Regions from separate parts of the Homo sapiens genome. Here region 1 is linked to region 2. The links are chromatin loops, found by intact Hi-C in ENCODE. Cell type or tissue: PC-9. All regions are shown on one strand. Each heading gives the region's core, and the rest is flanking DNA. Links, peaks and the distances in the headings are about the cores only.

Evidence for each region. A loop is a pair of places that touch in the nucleus more often than their neighbours do. Peaks named below come from ENCODE experiments on the same cell type or tissue, not always from the same donor. Only the 100,000 strongest peaks of a DNase experiment are listed, where the experiment ranks them.
Region 1: a loop joins it to region 2, with 2.5 times the contacts of the local background. A loop is called at or near these places in 6 of 110 quality-filtered maps.

Annotation. Positions count from the first base shown.
Region 1 is chr9:110,346,939-110,356,068 of GRCh38, forward strand. No RefSeq gene overlaps it. Among named protein-coding and RNA genes, the nearest start is that of TXNDC8, 14 kb to the left of the region's middle. In PC-9, for the core only: no CTCF peak of the experiment used is centred there; a DNase peak (open chromatin) is centred at 4,353; H3K27ac peaks cover 2,133 bases.
Region 2 is chr9:110,190,006-110,199,135 of GRCh38, forward strand. No RefSeq gene overlaps it. Among named protein-coding and RNA genes, the nearest start is that of C9orf152, 14 kb to the right of the region's middle. In PC-9, for the core only: no CTCF peak of the experiment used is centred there; DNase peaks (open chromatin) are centred at 1,836, 3,156 and 4,496; H3K27ac peaks cover 1,780 bases.

The DNA of each region.
Region 1 (9,130 bases), core at 423-8,422, 160 kb after region 2:
TCTAGAGCCATTTGAACTTCAATCACTTTTCTTTTATATCTCCTAGATTATTAATCAATCTTTAAGATTTTCATGCTAGCCAGGTGCAGTGGCTCATGCCTGTAATCCCAGAACTTTGGAAAGCTGAGGCGAGCCGATCACTTGAGATCAGGAGTTCAAGATCAGCCTGGCCTACATGGTGAAACCTCATCTCTACTAAAAATACAAAAATTAGCCAGACATGGTGGCAGGCGCCTGTAGTCCCAGCTACTCAGGAGCCTGAGGCATGAGAATTGCTTGAACCCAGGAGATGGAGGTTGCGGTAAGCTGAGATCGCACCACTGAACTGCAGCCTGGGTGAGAGTGAGACTCTGTCTCAAAAAAAAAAAAAAAATGATTTTCATGCTAACTAAATTTCAAGAGGCTACTTGGTCTCATGGAAAAAGGATTGAACTCTGACTATGTTACTGATTACTTGTGTGACCGTGAGAAAGCCACTTAATCCCTTATGAATCAGTATTTTCACTTACAGGCGTTGGTCTGAAACCATGCTTCTCCAGAGCACAGGTGTTTCTTTAATTGAATTGAGGTGTTCTGCTGCTAACATGCCCAGATTAAATATCATTTCTAGGCGTGTCTGTGAAGGTGTTTCTGGATGAGATGAACATTTCACTCTGTGGACTCAGTCAAGTAGATCGCCTTTCCCATTTGATTGGGCACCATCTAATCCATTGAGTGCCTGAATAGAAAAAAAAGCAGAAGGAGGAGTTCACCCCTTTTTTTTCCTGTCTCACTGTGGCAACTGAATATCTCATCTAATCTGTATTCTGGGACAGGGATTTATACCATCAGCTCCTTTGGTTTTTAGCCTTTGGACTTGGACTGAATTATACCACCGGCTTTTCTGAGCCTATAGCTTGAGATGGTAGATTGTGGAACTTAACCTCCATAATCCTATGAGCCAATTCCTCATAATAAACACACACACACACACACACACACACACACACACACACACACACACACACACACACAATCAGTTCTGTTTGTCCAGAGAACTTTGACTAATATACCCACCAATAGTCCGCATGGTTTCTGCCTGACCTGTAGTCAGACATTGCCTGCCCCAGAATCTACAATTTAAGTTGCTATCTAATTTAAAGTGCCAGTAGATCATGTTGTTCCTCAGAGGATACCATGACCTCTTATTGCTTTAAACCTAAACACTGTGATTTATAAAAATAAGGATAGGGCCGGGCACAGTGGCTCATGCCTGTAATCCCAGCACTTTTGGAGGCCGAGGAGGGTGGATTACGAGGTCAGGAGACCATCCTGGCCAACATGGTGAAACCCCATCTCTACTAAAATACAAAAAAATTAGCTGGGTGTGGTGGCGGGTGCCTGTAGTCCCAGCTACTCAGGAGGCTGAGGCAGGGGAATTGCTTGAACCCGGGAGGTGAAGGTTGCAGTGAGCTGAGATCGCACCACTGCACTTCAGCCTGGCAACAGAGCAAGACTCTGTCTCAAAAAAAAAAAAAGTGGGGATTAGATGACTTGGCCTACCTAACTTACTGAGTTGTTGTGAGGTAAAAATAAAAAGAGAAACTGGCTTTGAAAGCAATGAAGTGCTCCACAAATGCATGAGATTGTGATTCTCATTCATTTAATACTAAGCCAACTGTCACTGTGCACCTATACTAGGGCCTAAAGATGAATGACAGAGTTAAGACATTTAGAAGTTAGGTAGAACCCAGGTCTGAAGTTTACTGAAACAGAGTTTCCCTTTGGCCTGTCTAGGAAAAATCCTCTTCTGGATTTTGATAATGCTATTTCATGATAAAAGCAAAACAACTCAAATAGAAGATTTAGAGCACATAGCTCCTTAGCTAAGCTACCTTCTCTCTTTTTTTTGGTGTGTGTGTGGGGGGGTCTCAATCCACACTTTTTCACATGTGATGTGAAACAAGTAAAAGAAGTGTTTGGGTCATAGAAGAGGTAGATTTTAGTGTATGTGAGTCCAATTTTCTAGAAGCTCTTTGATGATCAGGTATGTAGCTCAATCGCTTGTGACTTTCTAGACTTTTACCACTGTTACTTTTTGAATGATGCTCCTTGGGACATTTGCTGTAATCGAGAATTCTACCAGAGTGTACGGCATGTGCTGCAGGATGTGGGAAAGGCACAGGGCCTGTGATTCCTGGCTTGCCTAATATGAATTCTGGAAACACAAACACCTTGTGGGAGCAGTTCTTGGTCCTGTAGTTGGTGCTTAATCACCCAGCCCTGTCACTTGGAAACAGTTTGGTGCTTGATCAAAATCTTTTGCACTCCTTTCCCTCTATCACTTCCCTAGCTGCTTTCCTTTCTTTCTGCCCTCAATTCCCCTCTCCCCAAGAAAAAAAGACAAAACAAGAAGCAAAGCCAATGTAGACATGCGGAGGAGATTATATTACCACTTTTTGGTTTTTTGAGATGGGGTCTCGCTCTGTTGCCCAGGCTGGAGTGCAGTGGCATGATCATGGCTTACTGCAGCCTTGACTGCCTGGGCTTGAGCAATCCCAAGTCAGCCTCCTGAGTCGCTATGACAACAGGTGCATGCCACCATTCCCGGCTAGTTTTTTAAAAAAATTATTTATTACTTGCAGAGATGGGGGGCTCATTATGTTGCCTAGGCTGGTCTTGAACTCCTGGGCTCAAATGATCCTCCCATCTCAGCCTCCAAAAGTGCTGGGATTCCAGGTGTAAGCCACCACACCCTCCCCACACACACTCCTCATAAGATGTTGGGAATGTGAGCCGTGATCCTTGGTGATCATCGTGCTACACTGCTGCAACAATGAGTGGGTGGGAAAAGGGCTTCTTTTTCCTTAGTAGCATGTCATAAGCCAGTATGTTGAGCACAGGACAACTGCAGGGACATGGATTCCTGGCAGGGAAGGACAGTGACAACAAATGTCAAAAGTCACTTCACAACACAGATTGCAGAGATGTCTCATGTTAAGGATCCAGAGCTGGAGAGAGGTGGAGACTTCTGGAGGAAAAGAAATGTTGAAAGGAAAATGGGAAGAGGAGAGAAGGGGGGACTTGGACTGGGCCTCTCTCCTTGATTTTAGGGAACATCTATGAGGGAACATCACGATCGTCTGGGCAGGGAGGCCTCCTACTTTTCTGGAGAGCAAGAGGACTAAGTTGGAATAAGAGGGGCAAATGCCAGATTCTTTTTACTCCCAACTATTACTAAGCCTGTTAAGTTTTGGTTTCTTGCCTTTATTTGAGACAAAATTATTGAAACTTTTTGGGATTGTGTGTGTGTGTGTTCCCATGTGTTTTTGTTCAAAAGGGAATGCAGCCAAGATGTTTGCTAGCATGGGAAAGGAGAGTTCATCCCCAAGTCAATGTCATATAATTTTACCATAAAGAATGGATGATAAAGGGACCTAGTCAGGGAAGATCTCCAAATGGGGAAGGCATCCAAAGGGTCAAAGATGAGGAACCTATTGCCTGGTTGAGTGAGGATGCCAAGGACATAGGTTGGGTCATGCTGTTACCCTTTCCACATACCCTCCATGCTTCAATGCAGACAACTGATTCTTTCTTAATCTTAAATAAAGTCATATGCACATGTACCTTCAAGCTCTACTTCCAAGCATGCTGCTACACTTATAGAGTCACCACCTTTTGTATTATGACAGTGATGTCCAGTGCATTCTCATACCCTTTTATTATAATCCGGAAAGATTACAAAGAGCATGATAGCTGTCCAGGATTGCAATTTATCTGCTGTTTTTGAGACTGTGATTGGGGAGAATCTAAACTGAGGGAAGAAGCACATCCTCCTGAAGGAAGGGCTGGAGGTGATGGCCAAGGTTCTGTTCTTCACTCTCTTAGAAGTGATGGTGTCACTCTGGGTAAGTCCCTCACCCTCTGAGCCTCATTTGTAAAATGTGAAAATCAAGAGAGGCCCTGGTCCTTAAGGATCTTAAGGACTTTACTAATGCCTTTTCCTCCTCTGGTCACAACATTGCAGAGACTTGTGCTGTCAAGGATACTGACTAGTTAAGATTCTTACTGCTGAAGCTGCTTTGGGGAAGGACACATTTCCTGGGAGAGCATGTCAAGCTGAAGGTCATCATACCAGGAAAAACAGGAGAAATTATCATATCAGCAATAGGAAGGCAAAGTAAGGGTGTAGGGTGTAGCCTAGATATTGCTGCCAAAAAAGACAGGCCTCCAGTGCCTGTGGATGTGAATCACCAGGGAGCTTGATGACAAGGCTGATATTGGGTGGAGAAGGAAGTTTAAATGTATGAAAGGGAAAGACTCTATTATAAGAGGCATCTTAGCAGGGAAGAAGCTGGATCTAGCCAACTCCTCCTTTTTATATTCTCCACTCAGCTATTAGGGAAACCAATGGGGTGGGGGTTGGAGAGGACTTGTTAAGATCTAGAGTGGCATTCTACAATGACTCATACAAACCAAAACGATGACACTTAGGAAAGAGCCTTTCTCAAATCAAGGCTCAGGTTTTCAAAGAGCTCATATGTTGTTTTTTTATCTTGATGATCATTTTTTGTTAGAAACAGCAGGGCTTTGAGAACATAGCCCTAGAGAAAAACACCATAAGGCTTTTCACAGACCTGGAAAATACTCTATTTCTGGGTAGAGAAAAAAACCGCTGAGTCTTTGGCCAGTAATTTGCCTAAGCCTGTAGGTTTCCATATGCCAAATATTATATTGATACAATGCCAGGTTCTGAAGATTTAATCTTTTTTTCTTTCTTTTTTTTTTAAATTTTTTATTTTGAGACAGCGTCTCACTCTGTTGCCCAGTCTGAAGTGCAATGGCACGATCTCAGCTCACTGCAACCTCTGCTTCCTGGGTTCAAGTGATTCTCCTGCCTCAGCCCCCTGAGTAGCTGGGATTACAGGCACCCGCCACCATGCCCAGCTAATTTTTTGTATTTTTAGTAGACAGGGTTTCACTATGTTGGCCAGACTTGTCTTGAACTCCTGACCTCAGGTGATCCACCCACCTTGGCCTTCCAAAGTGCTGGGCCACCAGGCATGAGCCACTGCGCCCAGCAAAGATTTAATCTTATCAGTTCTTGCTGAACCTAAGATATCATGTTTGTAAGATAAATCATTAAATTGCCAATCATACTACGCCATGCTATTGTAAGATGCATTCCAATTTCAGAGATGTTAAGATATGCAAAATGCATATTATATTTATATTGGATGAATAAAACAGTAAGTTAAATAGCTTAACTCTGTTGAATTTTGTGATTTATGTTTAAGTCTAACTGCTACCTAGACACTGCTCTGAGAATATGGTGAGCTGACTCTGTCAAGAGTTTATTAATCCCCAAGGCTTTATTTTAATACCTGAGTAAGAATCCTCAACACCAAGCCTGTAAAATTCCACTGGGAGAGTCACTGGTATTGTGTTGACAGCAGGGACACCAGGTGGGTAAGTTATAGGAAAATAGATTGTCTTGGCAAATTGATAGCACAGCACAGCAGGGCAAGGACAAGAGTATTCTTCAAGTTCAGTTCCAAGGGCTTGACAGAGTACATCTCTCAATATTGGCCTTTCTTTTAAGGACACTAAAGCATAAAATTCATAAGTTTGTGTGCGTACTTATTGTTTGTGAGACCCCTTAATCCTTACAGCAACATCAGTAAGAGTGGGCCCTATTATTGCTTCCATTACACAAATGAGGAAAGAGGCATCCAAATCACGTGGCTAGTAAAGGGAAGGACCAGGGTTTGGATATGGGCAGTCAAATTCCAGAGCTTGTGCTTTTAATCACTGCACCCATCCATGAGAAATAAACCTTGCTATCAAAGCAATTCAGACACGTAAACTAGCCATGATATAAAGAAAAAAGTGCTTTGATAGAGATGTGTGTAAAGTGATGCAGAGCCTGAAGGATAAAGCAACTAAGTTCAGGGATCTTACATATTAATAAAAGCCCTGAGGCCGGGCACCTGTAATCCCAGCACTTTGGTAGGCCAAGGCGGGTGGATCACTTGAGGTCAGGAGTTTGAGACCAGCCTGGTCAACATGGCGAAAACCCATCTCTACTAAAAATACAAAAATTGGCCAGACGTGATGGCACATGCCTGTAATCCCAGCTACTCAGGAGGCTGAGGCAGGAGAATCATTTGAACCTGGAAGGCAGAGGTTGCAGTGAGCTGAGATCACGCCATTGCGCTTCAGACTAGGCAACAGAGTGAGACTCTGTCTCAAAAAAAAAAAAAAAAGAAGAGCAAGCCAGATACATTGTCTTTTTAAGAAAGGATTCATCTTAATATTCTATAATTGCAGACCATGGGTTTCCTAGATACCATGCATTTGCATATTTGTGGACTGAATAGTCAATGTATTTACTCCAAGATTCATGAATATCGACACAAGGCTCATTACCTCATAGTCAGTAAATGTGGTTTAAACAAATTTTTTGGTTGTAGAAAATTTCCAGCATACACAAAAGTAGAGAGGAGCATATGCTGAACTCCCATCTACTCCTTACTCAGCTATTATCAATATTTTGCTGCGCTTGCTTTGGCTATATTCACCTTCCCCATCTCCTTATACACTTTTTTCTTTTGGGGGGATTTGAAAGCAAATCCAAGCATTTACATAATCTCACTAGTAAATACTTCAGTATAGTTATCTAATATACAAGATCTTAAAAATAATCAAAATTATTCCAACCAAAGGCATTAACAATAATTCCAAATATTCATCTAATACCCAGTCTTTGTTCAGTTTTTCCTGATTAATAAATGTGATTTAATGGAAAAACTTTTACTTCTTTTGTGTTGACTAGAAGTAGATAGTACTTCCTCTCAGACCTATTTAGGCCATATTTGCAAAAACACAAAACCTTTCTTATGAGCAATTTAGGCTGTTAGGAAATATAAATAAAATGAATAGTTTTTATAAACAGCACATGCAGTATAACTTTATTTTTAAGATTAAAGACCCAAAGTAGATTTTAAAACAAACACCTGGCAATGATAGAGCTGACCCAGCATGTGCCCAGGTGAGTCCTGTTGAGGAAGTGCACGGTAAAAATTCACAAATTGAGGGGTAAGATGGTCATTTTGCTCAGGAGGGCTGAGCAAGTAACTCTTGAATTCTGATTCATGCTTTTTCTTTGATCAACGTCATTTGTCATTACTGAATGCCTTCCAAAAACTCATTTGGATGTCGTATGTGCTAAACTTTTCTCAGGCGCCCTCTGAACCAACCCAGTCTTCAAGGTAACTGCTCATTTTATCTTTCAGTGTTTTTCTGTCTTTGACTTTAGAAAGGCAAATGATGAAAACAGAATTGAAAACTTAGGTTGTTTTCCTCTGTGAAAAAATGTATATATATGTGTATATGTACATGTACAGAAACATGTAAAATATTGTATTGTTTTTTATGACACTGTATTCCTGGGACCTTCCCTAAATATATATGTATATATTTTTTTAGACAGAGTTTTGCTCTTGTTGCCCAGGCTGGAGTTTAATGGAGCGGTCTCGGCTCACTGCAACCTCCGCTTGCAGGGTTCAAACCATTCTCCTGCCTTAGCCTCCCAAGTAGCTGGGATTACAGGTGCCTGCCACCATGCTGGGATAATTTTGTATTTTTAGTAGAGATGGGGTTTCACCATGTTGGACAGGCTGTTCTGAAACTCCTGACCTCAGGTGATCTGCCTGCCTTGGCCTCCCAAAGTGCTGGGATTATAGGCGTGAGCCACCGCACCTAGCCTCCTAAATGCTTTTTGAAATTGTTTAAAAGCTTTTCTTCTCTCATCAGTCTCTATTATTTCATTCTTTCCTCAGCATTTATTGAGCGTTTACTACATGTCAAGTATTACCAAGTATACATTGGTGAAAAAATATAATGCTTGTCTTCAAGGAGGAAGAGAGACAGGCAAATGATAAATGTCTGCCATGGGCTAACCCTGGAACCATTGTGGAAGGGCACCTATTGGTCAGGGGGAGATCAGAAAAAAGGTTTACTATACAGGAGGAGGGAAAGGCAGCAGGGAGGAAAGGAAACAAGTTGGGAGTTCAGGTGTGCCATATATCAGAAGGTGAAATGAGGCGAGAAACCAGATGGAACTATTCAGAATGATTTGCAATTTTTTTAGTACAAGAGGATGGGAACAAGAAATAACAATAGGTTTCTGTAGAGTTCAATGTCTCATTCTTATTCCTCCATTGGGCACTTTTATACCCTGGTTGTCTTATAGGAACTGTAAATTAGAACTGTATTCAACTGTCTCAAAGTATAAAGCATAAAGTAAATATAGTCTGAAGAACAACTACCTGTGGTCTAGTTAGCTTCACCTTGGAGGTGGGTATGGTTTGTGATGCTAGACTACTTCAGCTGGACCAGACCACAAAGATTGGTGCTGCTTCTTAAACTAGGGAGAAGGAAGACTCTGACTTGTATAAATTGGCTTTTCCTTTAGTTTACTACCAAACTAGCAAAATATTAGAATGGTGATTTCCATGATATCAAGAATACAAATGAGTGGGTGTGTCTTCCTGTTGCCTCCCTAGTTCTACCACGTGGGGTTATCAAAGTTTGATGATCTCAGCAGCCTGTGTAGAGTGAAGAATCAACCACAGCTGTTGTACCTTTCACTCCTCCTGGAGACACCTTAGCACCCAATAATCTATTCTATTAACATGAGCATCATCTTGCACCATAATGAGAGGTTTCTGGGTTTTATTTCTGTATTTTTGGACCTACTCAAGGTTCAAGTATAGCAAGCTGGGTAGTGGCTTAACATCAAAGTCAAACTATTCTGATAAGGACAAAATGTTTGTGGCAAGTGTGTGTGTGTGTTTGGGTTTAAGAGTGCTTCTGGATATATCTGATCTGTCACACTTCTTTTGGATCTCAATGTCACACACACACAGTATATTCATTCTATAGTTGATGTCCACATTGGCTTCTGATATGGTTTGGATTTCTGTCTCCACCCAAATCTCATGTCAAATTGTAATCCCCAGTGTTGGAGAAGGGGCCTGGTGGGAGGTAACTAGATTATGGAGGCAAGCTTCCCACTTGCTTTTCTTGTGCTAGTGAGTGAGTTCTCATGAGATTTGGTTGTTTAAGTGTGTAGCCCCTGCCCCTTCTC
Region 2 (9,130 bases), core at 603-8,602:
TCCAGGCCCTTGCCCTGAAGCCTGCCTCGTTGTAATCACTGCATTCTCTCTGGTCTTCATATGACTTCCAGTCCATCTCAAGAATAATGCTGAAATTAGAGAAACTCCAAGACATGAAGTCATCAGCACACTTCTGGTTCTATGTAATGATGAAAGGCAGACAGGTCAGCCCTAGTGGGGAAGCTCAGGGTTTTCCAAAGCTTTGGGATGAGGAAGCTGCATCCCAAAAGAGGGTCCTCTGAGATGGTTCTCAAGGATACGGCAGGGCCTACCTGTTGGTAGGAGGAACAAAAAGGGTCTTCTGGCCTACAGTCTTTTTCAAAGACTCATCTGGGTGACTTCCTTGCCTTCTACTCACAGAGCTGGTGTGATAAAATACGCATGGGGCTGCCTCCCCCATAGGACCCTCCCCAACCCCTTCTCCCCACCATGGGAACTCAAGTGGAATATAAGAGTGGCACCCAAAGGAGGAGAGACATGAAGATTCCCACAAGTTCTGTACTCAGCCTCACAGAGAAGCCTCTATCCATTGAGCACATTTGTGCCTCAGTTTATAATCAGTGTGGTCCTAAGGCAGTGGGTCTCAATGCTGAATCTTAGAATTCTAGAATCACCAGAGGGAGCTTTCAAAAAATACCCATGCTTGAAACCAGCTCACCCAGACAGGCATCTGTAAAAAAAGAGGGGTGGGGAGGTTTAAAGAGAAATGGAAGCAAATGTCCACGAAAGGATGTGTAAAATGAACAATGCTTACTGTATGCATATAGCAAAAAAGTAGAAACAGGAGAATGGAAAAATAAATTGTAGTTAATTATTGGGAAGAGACTGAAGGCGACTTTCTAGAATGCTCAAAATGTATATCTTGATCTGTGTGTGTATGTATCTGTATCTGTGAAAATAAGCAGATATAGATGTAGATATAGATACAGATATGGTTTGACTGTGTCCTCACCCAAATGTCAACTTTTTTTTTTTTTTTAGATGGAGTCTTACTGTATCACTCTGTTGCCCAGGCTGGAGTGCAGTGGCGTGATCTCGGTTCACTGCAACCTCCGCCTCCTGGGTTCAAGCGATTATCCTGCCTCAGCCTCCCGAGTAGCTAGGACTACAGGTACAGGCCACCACGCCTGGCTAATTTTTGTATTTTTAGTAGAGAGAGGGTTTCACCATGTTGGCCAGGCTGGTCTTGAACTCCTGACCTCAAGTGATCTGCCTGCCTTGGCCTCCCAAAGTGCTGGGATTACACCTGTGAGCCACCATGCCCAGCCCCAAATCTCATCTTGAATTGTAGCTCCCATAATCCCCACGTGTCATGGAAGTGAGCCAGTGGGAGGTAATTGAATCATGGGGGTGGGTTTTTCTTGTGCTGTTCTCATGATAGTGAGTAAGTCTCACGACATCTGATGGTTTTATAAAGGGCAGTTCCCCTCCACTTGCTGTCTTGCCTGCTGCCATGTAAGACGTGCCTTTGTTCTTCCTTTACCTTCTGCCATGATTGTGAGACTTTCCCAGCCATATGGTACTATAAGTCTATTAAACCTCTTTCTCTTTATAAATTACCCACTCTTGGGTATTTCTTCATAGCAGTATGAAAATGGACTAATACATATATAATACATAATAATTAACACATAAGCTATACTCAAGATTAACACACTTCCCACACTTTACATGGTTTATGCCTTGATCAACAGAAACAATGCCAGTGCTCAAGCCCTACTTCAGAGATTGTCATTTAATTGAATATTTTCCAAGCTTCCTGATGATTCTCTTATGCAATCAATGTTGAGAAACACCGTCTCAGAAGATAGGGCCACCTTGGTCTGGGCCTGAGGCTAGAGAAACAAAAAGAGGCCTTGTAGGCCATCTAAGACTGGCTGGACTCATCAGGGTTTTGCCATAGTACACACTTGTTTGGAATTTCCTCTGCACACGCACCCTTTGGGGACTGGTAGTGGTACCTGACTGGTCAGGGGTCTTCTCATTGATCTTGTTAATTTGTGGCAATGCTCAGCAGAGAGGATACTGGGATTTGTGGGGGGCATCCCCACAGCCCTCAGGTTGTGAATGCAGCCACTGGTATCATGAACAGTGCTTTAAAAGGAGAGCAAGGCTCCAGTCTTGGGGGAGAATCCAGCAAGTGCAATCTGAAGCTGGCAGAGAAAGGGACCCATGGCAAGAGAGAGACAGGTCTCGCTCTTAGAACCCTCCCACCACGAGAGCACCTGCATTTCCCTTTTTTTTTTTTTTTTTTTTGGTGGTGGAGTCCTGCTCTGTTGCCCAGACTGGAGTGCAGTGGCAAGATCTTGGCCCACTGCAACCTCCACCTCTCAGGTTCAAGCTATTTTCTTGCCTTAGCCTCCTGAGTAGCTGGGATTACAGGCACACACCACCATACCCGGCTAATTTCATATTTTTAGTAGAGACGGGGTTTCACCATGTTTGCTAGGCTGCTCTTGAACTCCTGACTTCAGGTGATCCACCCGCCTCTGCCTCCCAAAGTGCTGGGATTACAGGTGTGAGCCACCATGCCCATCACACCTGCACTTCTTGTAAAGAGAAGCAGTTCCTGCATTGGGAGAAAATGTGCTAATCTGGATCTGGGGCTGATACTGATTTTGAGAGCCAGCTCGCCCCCCCTTAAAAACATTTGGGGTTTGGGTTGGCAGAAGACAGCATTTGCTATGACCAGCTTTTTCCTCCTTCTCCTATTTCTCAGCCAGGGCTCGGGGGCTTGTGTGCTTCCAAGTCTTAATTATGATCCTGGATTTGAGGAATTCAGGGGGTGGATTCACACAGGATGGGGGAGTTATCAGTGAGCAGACAGAGGAGAAATACAAGGATTAATAACACGGAATAAATCATGGTTAATTACTGGGAAGAGACTGAAGGCAACTTCAGCGGGTGTATCATCTTATTGGATGGAATTGGAGGGGGAAATTTAATGTAATTGTCACAAACACAAGGCCAAGAAAAAATATTACAAGTTCAGTTCCTTGAACTTTCTGTTTCTAGGAAGTGTGTTGTTCATTAGCTGTGGGAGAAACACAGTCACAGCTGGCGAAAGCTTTCAGAATTTATGTGCAGACAGAAAATGCTGGAAGTCATGACTGAGTCTTTCTCAATAAGGAAGTGGTCTGAAGTTTGTGAAGAATGTGGAGGGTCAACCAGTGCCTGAGAGGCTGGGGAAAGGTGAGGTTTTATGAAGAATTTAGGAAAAGTCTTAGGATTCTCTCTGGCCTCCAGTTAGAAGCAGCAATTTCACCATTGGCAGTTTCAGTTGAAAAATATTTGGAGGGTGGATTTCCCAGCTATGATGTTATAAAAATAAGTGAAGGGAGGGAGTCAGGAGGAGACAGTTTAACGTTGTTAAGAGTTTAGACTCAAAAAAAAAAAAAAAAAAAAAAAAAAAGGCCAGGTGCAGTGGTTCACACCTATAATCCCAGCACTTTGGGAAGCTGAGGCGGACAGATCACCTGAGGTCAGGAGTTTGAGACCAGCTGGCCAATATGGTGAAACCCCATCTCTACTAAAAATACAAAAATTAGCCGGGCGTGGTAGTTCGTGCCTGTAATCTCAGCTACTCAGGAGGCTGAGGCAGGAGAATTGCTTGAACCTGGGAGGCGGAAGTTGTAGTGAGCCAAGATCTCGCCACTGCACTCCAGCCTGGACCACAGACCACAGCAAGACTCCGTTTCAATAATAATAATAGTAATAAAAAAGAGTTCAGACTCTGGTATATGGCTTGTGGCTGTCTGAGTTTGCTGTTCCCTTGTGCAATTTGCTAGCTGTGCCACCTTAAGCAAGTGATATCACCTTGTTAGACTTTTTACCTTCAATATGGGGCACCCTACTCACAAGCTGGGGCGCAGGGATTTTTAAACAAATAAGATGAACAGAAGAAGCATCCTCTCAGGAAGAACCTGAGGCTGGAGGTGCCACTGGAGAAGATTTATAGTTTTTCCAGACTAAAAGAATTGTTCAAGTTATTTGTTGTTTGTTTGCTTGTTTTTGTTTCTGCAGCCTAAAATAAAACTTTCAAATACAATAAAAAAAAAAAAAAAAAGAATTGCAGATGCTTCTCTCAAAACCCAAGAAAGCCAAGTAAAAATTAATGTTTTTCAAATATGAAAGATCAAAACAGGGACCAGACATCAAGTATTGCTCTGAGACGGGCCTGAATCAATTTATGAGTTAATTTTTCCAAGGTTAAGGATATGCCCAGAAGGAAAAATACGGAATCACAGACACAGTCCGTGTGGTCTGTGCCTTTCTCCAAAGATGACTTCCAGGACTTCACTATTTAAAGGGGAAAAGCTGCTGGAGGGGAAAAAGGGAGGGTCTGGAAATCCACAAGTTGCAAGGGAAAAGGAGAAGGTAGGGGAATAGTCAATTATGGATTTGTTTTGCAATCAGTAACTCAGTGTTTACATAAGATAAGGCGAAAGTGGAGTAGCTGCCTGTGGAGATATTTAACCTTTTATCTGTGCTATCTGTTTAGGAACAAAAGGAAAGGCAGTTTCATTGTATGACTCAGCTTTTAGCCGTTTTTTTGTTTGTTTGTTTTTTTTTTTTTTTTGAGAAGAGTCTGGCTCTGTCGCCCAGGCTGGAGTGCAGTGGCGCAATCTCAGCTCACTGCAGGCCATTCTCCTGCCTCAGCCTCCCTAGTAGCTGGGACTACAGGCGCCCGCCACCACGCCCGGCTAATTTTTTGTATTTTTATTAGAGACGGGGTTTCACCGTGTTAGCCAGGATGGTCTCGATCTCCTTACCTCGTGATCCGCCCATCTCGGCCTCCCAAAGTGCTGGGATTACAGGTGTGAGCCACGGCGCCCGGCCGAGGTCCTGAGTTTTCATTTCCTTTCACAGCATTAAGTAGTGGCCATGACCCAACCCCTCTCTGAGGCAGTTTCTCCCACCACCATGGGGACATGTCCTGGATGGGTGTGACACTCCGAGGGAATTTGACTCTAGCTCCCCAAAGAGGTAAGGAGCTGGACTTCTTAGTTCCCTTCTCTCTACTCATCCCCTCCAACCTCCCCCTTGGCCGCTGTGGTTAATCTCCCTCCACACACACATGCACACACAGGTACTAATGAAGTCCTAGTTTGTGAGTGAGCAGGGACCTTGGAATAAGTCCTTTCCTAAGGTAGGGTCTTAAGTTGCTATCCCCCTAGGAGCCTGAGTGCCTAGAGGGAGGGCGAGGAGACAGCCACAGGCAAGTTGCAATATTTTCTCTACATATTCTGCCTGGAATCAAGATGCTCAGGAAACGGCCGGGCGCGGTGGCTCACGCCTGTAATCCTGGCACTTTGGGAGGCCAAGGTGGGCGGATCAGGAGGCCAGGAATTCAAGACCAGCCTGGCCAACATGGTGAAACCCCATCTCTACTAATAACACAAAAATTAGCCAGGCGTGGTGGCACATGCATATAGTCCCAGCTACTCAGGAGGCTGAGGCAGGAGAATTGCTTAAACCAGGGAGGTGGAGGTTGCAGTGGGCCAGGATGGCGCCACTGAGGGAAAAAAAAAAAGACTCAGGAAAGAAGTTCTGGACTTAGAAAGTGGCTGGAGTTTTGTCTTGTATTTTTTTGTATTTTTAGTTGGGATGGAGTTATAACCATGTTGGCCAGGCTGCTCAAACTCCTGACCTCAGGTGATCCACCCAGCTCGGCCTCCCAGAGTGCTGGGATTACAGGCGTGAGCCACCGCACCAGGCCAGGATTCTGGTTTCTATGACCCACCTTAGAAAAGAGGCATTCTAGTTTCTATGGCTAGCCCTGGGGGAGAATGGCACTGAGAGACAGGAGGGCAGGAGAAGGTCAGAGAAAAGTTTTTGCTTCTGAGGCCTTCTCTTGGGGGCACTGTTTTCTGAGCCACAATAGGGACATTCAGTGTTTGTATGGAGCTCATTCCCTCTTCTCCTCTCCATGGAATTAAACACCTGACTAAGGCCGGATGCTATGGCTCTCGTCTGTAATCCCAGCTCTTTAAGAGGCTGAGACAGGTGGATCACTTGAGCTAAGGAATTCGAGACCAGCCTGGGCAACATATTAAGACCCTGTCTCTACAAAAAATACAAACGTGGCTGGGCGCGGTGGCTCACGCCTGTAATCTCAACACTTTGGGAGGCCGAGGCGAGCAGATCACGAGGTCAGGAGATCAACACCATCCTGGCTAACATGATGAAACCTCGTATTTACTAAAAATACAAAAAATTAGCCGGGCGTGGTGGTGGGCGCCTGTAGTCCCAGCAACTTCAGAGGCTGAGGCAGGAGAATGGCATGAACCTGGGAGGTGGAGCTTGCAGTGAGCCGAGATTGCGCCACTGAACTCCAGCCTGGGCAACAGAACGAGACTCTGTCTCAAAAAAAAAAAAAAATACAAACATTAGCTGGCTGTGGTGGTATGCATGGATAGTTCCAGCTACTCAGGAGGCTGAGGTGGGAGGATCGCTTGAGCCTGGGAGGTTGAGGCTGCAGTGAGTTGTGATCGCACCACTGCACTCCAGCCTGGGTAACAGAATGAAACCCTGTCTCAAAAAAAAAAAAAAAAAAAAAAGAAAAAGAAAAAGAAAAGAAAGAAAACACCACATACACACATGCCCTACTTGACTAGTTCTTCTCAAAGCCAAAGGGGAAAGAGGGAGGGCAAAGAACCTTTCTTCTTTTTTTTTTTTTTTTTTGAGACAGAGTCTTGCTCTGTCGCCCAGGCTGGAGTGCAGTGGCAGGATCTTGACTCACCACAACCTCCGCCTCCCGGGTTCAACTGATTCTCCTCGACTCAGCCTCCTAAGTAGCTGGGATTACAGGCGTGAGCCACCAAGCCCGGCTAATTTTTGTATTTTCGGTAGGGATGGGGTTTCATCATGTTGGTCAGGCTGGTCTGGAACTCCTAACCTCGGGTGATCCACCTGCCTTGGCCCCCCAAAGTGCTGGGATTACAGGCGTGAGCCACTGCACCCAGCAGAACCTTTCTTTTAAAGATGGTAGTGTCGGCCAGGAGAGGTGGCTTATGCCTGTAATCCCAGCACTTTGGGAGGCCAAGGCAGGTGGATCACCTGAGGTCAGGAGTTCGAGACCAGCCTGACCAACATGGCGAAACCCCGTCTCCACTGAAAATATAAAAATTAGCTGGGCATGGTGGCATGCACCTGTAATCCCAGTCACTCGGGTGGCTGAGGCAGGAGAATCGCTTGAACCCAGGAGTCGGAGGTTGTAGTGAGCCGCGATAGTTCCATTGCACTCCAGCCTGGGGAACAAGAGCAAAACTCCGCCTCAAAAATAAACAAACAAATAAATAAATAAATAAAGTAGTGTCTGCAAGAAGGAGGACTGACACATTATCCCCCCACTAGATGATTGCTCAGCAGAAAGGGGAGACTTCAGTGGAAACAAGACAGTATAGAATGGCCAGAAAGAGAAGGTGCAGGGATGATCACCTCACATAGGTGCAGAAAATGCCTCCTGCCTATGTGTCTACAGGCCGAGCTGGGCTAGCAGAGGTAGATGAACTTGGGGCAAAGGGTAAAAAGAATGGGCTCCTGATGCAATGGGGTGGAGGCAGCTTGACCAGGCATAGCCATCTTCCCAAGAGACCCTCAAACACGCTAGCGGGATGCTTGGGATGAGTCCCTCCTCAGCAGGAGCCCACTGGGGCCACCACCTGTCCATACCAAGCCTATAGATGACAAGCCAGGCCAGCGTAAATGGCCAAGGCGAGAGACCAAAACTACACCATAGCCAGTCACATAAAGAGCTATCTGTGCTTCCTCTCCATCCTTCCTACCCCGTTGTCAAAAATCTGTGTAAACACAGACAGAAGGGTGCGGGAATGAGCCTCTCCCTCCAGCCTTAAAGGCATCAATCAAGGCTGTGCTGGGAGGAGGTGGAGCCTGGTAGACTCTGACTTGACTATGAGATGAACTTTAACATTTGAACAGTTCCAAGCTTTAACAACTGAAATGAATGGCTTTAATGTCAGGAAGTGACTGAAAAGTTAGGGAATCTGACTGAGATAGTGTGAGGGCAGCCTGTCCCCTAGTGGGGAAGAGGCTGTTCGATCCAGCTGAATTGGTTCTTGGAAAAGAACTTTTCTGTTCCTAGCTTAGGGAAAACGTCTCTCCTCTGCGTCCCTCACCACCCCAGGGAAGATTATCGCCTTCAGTTAAACTGGGAAATCTGTGGCTCTGAGATTTGGCTCTGAAATCTCTGGCTTTAATTCACCCAACAAAGGTCACACCTCTACCAATGGCAGTGCCCAGACTAGAGCCTGATCCGTCCTCCTCTGCCAGGGGAGACTGAGGCATGGTGTGTGCCAGGCAGCCACATGGGGAGTCCACACTGGGAAGTGGAAGCCTGGGGAACCCTAGGTAAAGGTGGCCTGCCTGATGCAGGATTTACAATGTGAGCTGGTTTTTCTCTATCTTAGGAAGAGAAGAGGAAAACTTTCTGCTAATGTTATCGGTGGAGGCCATCCAGGCTCTTGGCATTTTGAACAAAGACTTGGCCAACCAGCTGGCCGTGTGGCCTAATGGATAAGGCGTCTGACTTCGGATCAAAAGATTGCAGGTTTGAGTTCTGCCACGGTCGTGGAGGGGTTATATTTTGTTGGGTGCGGTGGCTTATGCCTGTAATCCCAGCATCTTGGGAGGCCGAGGAAAGCGGATCACCTGAGGTCGGGAGTTTGAGGCCAGCCTGGCCAACATGGAGAAACCCCATCTCTACTAAAAATACAAAATTAGCCGGGCGTGGTGGCGCATGCCTGTAATCCCAGCTACTCGGTAGGCTCAGGCAGGAGAATCACTTGAACCTGGGAGGCAGAGGTTGCGGTGAGCTGAGATCACACTGTTACACTCCAGCCTGGGCAACAAGAGCAAAACTCTGTCTCAAAAAAAAAAAAAAAAAAAAAAAAAGGGCCGGGTGTGGTGGCTCACACCTGTAATCCCAGCACTTTGGGAGGCCAAGGCAGGCAACATGGTGAAACCCTGTCTCTACAAAAAAACCACAAAAATTAGCCAGGCATGATGGTGCACACCTGTAACCCCAGCTACCGGGGAGGCTGAGGTGGGAGAATCGCTTAAAGCTGGGTGGTGGAGGTTGCAGTGAGCTGAGATTGTGCCACTGTACTCC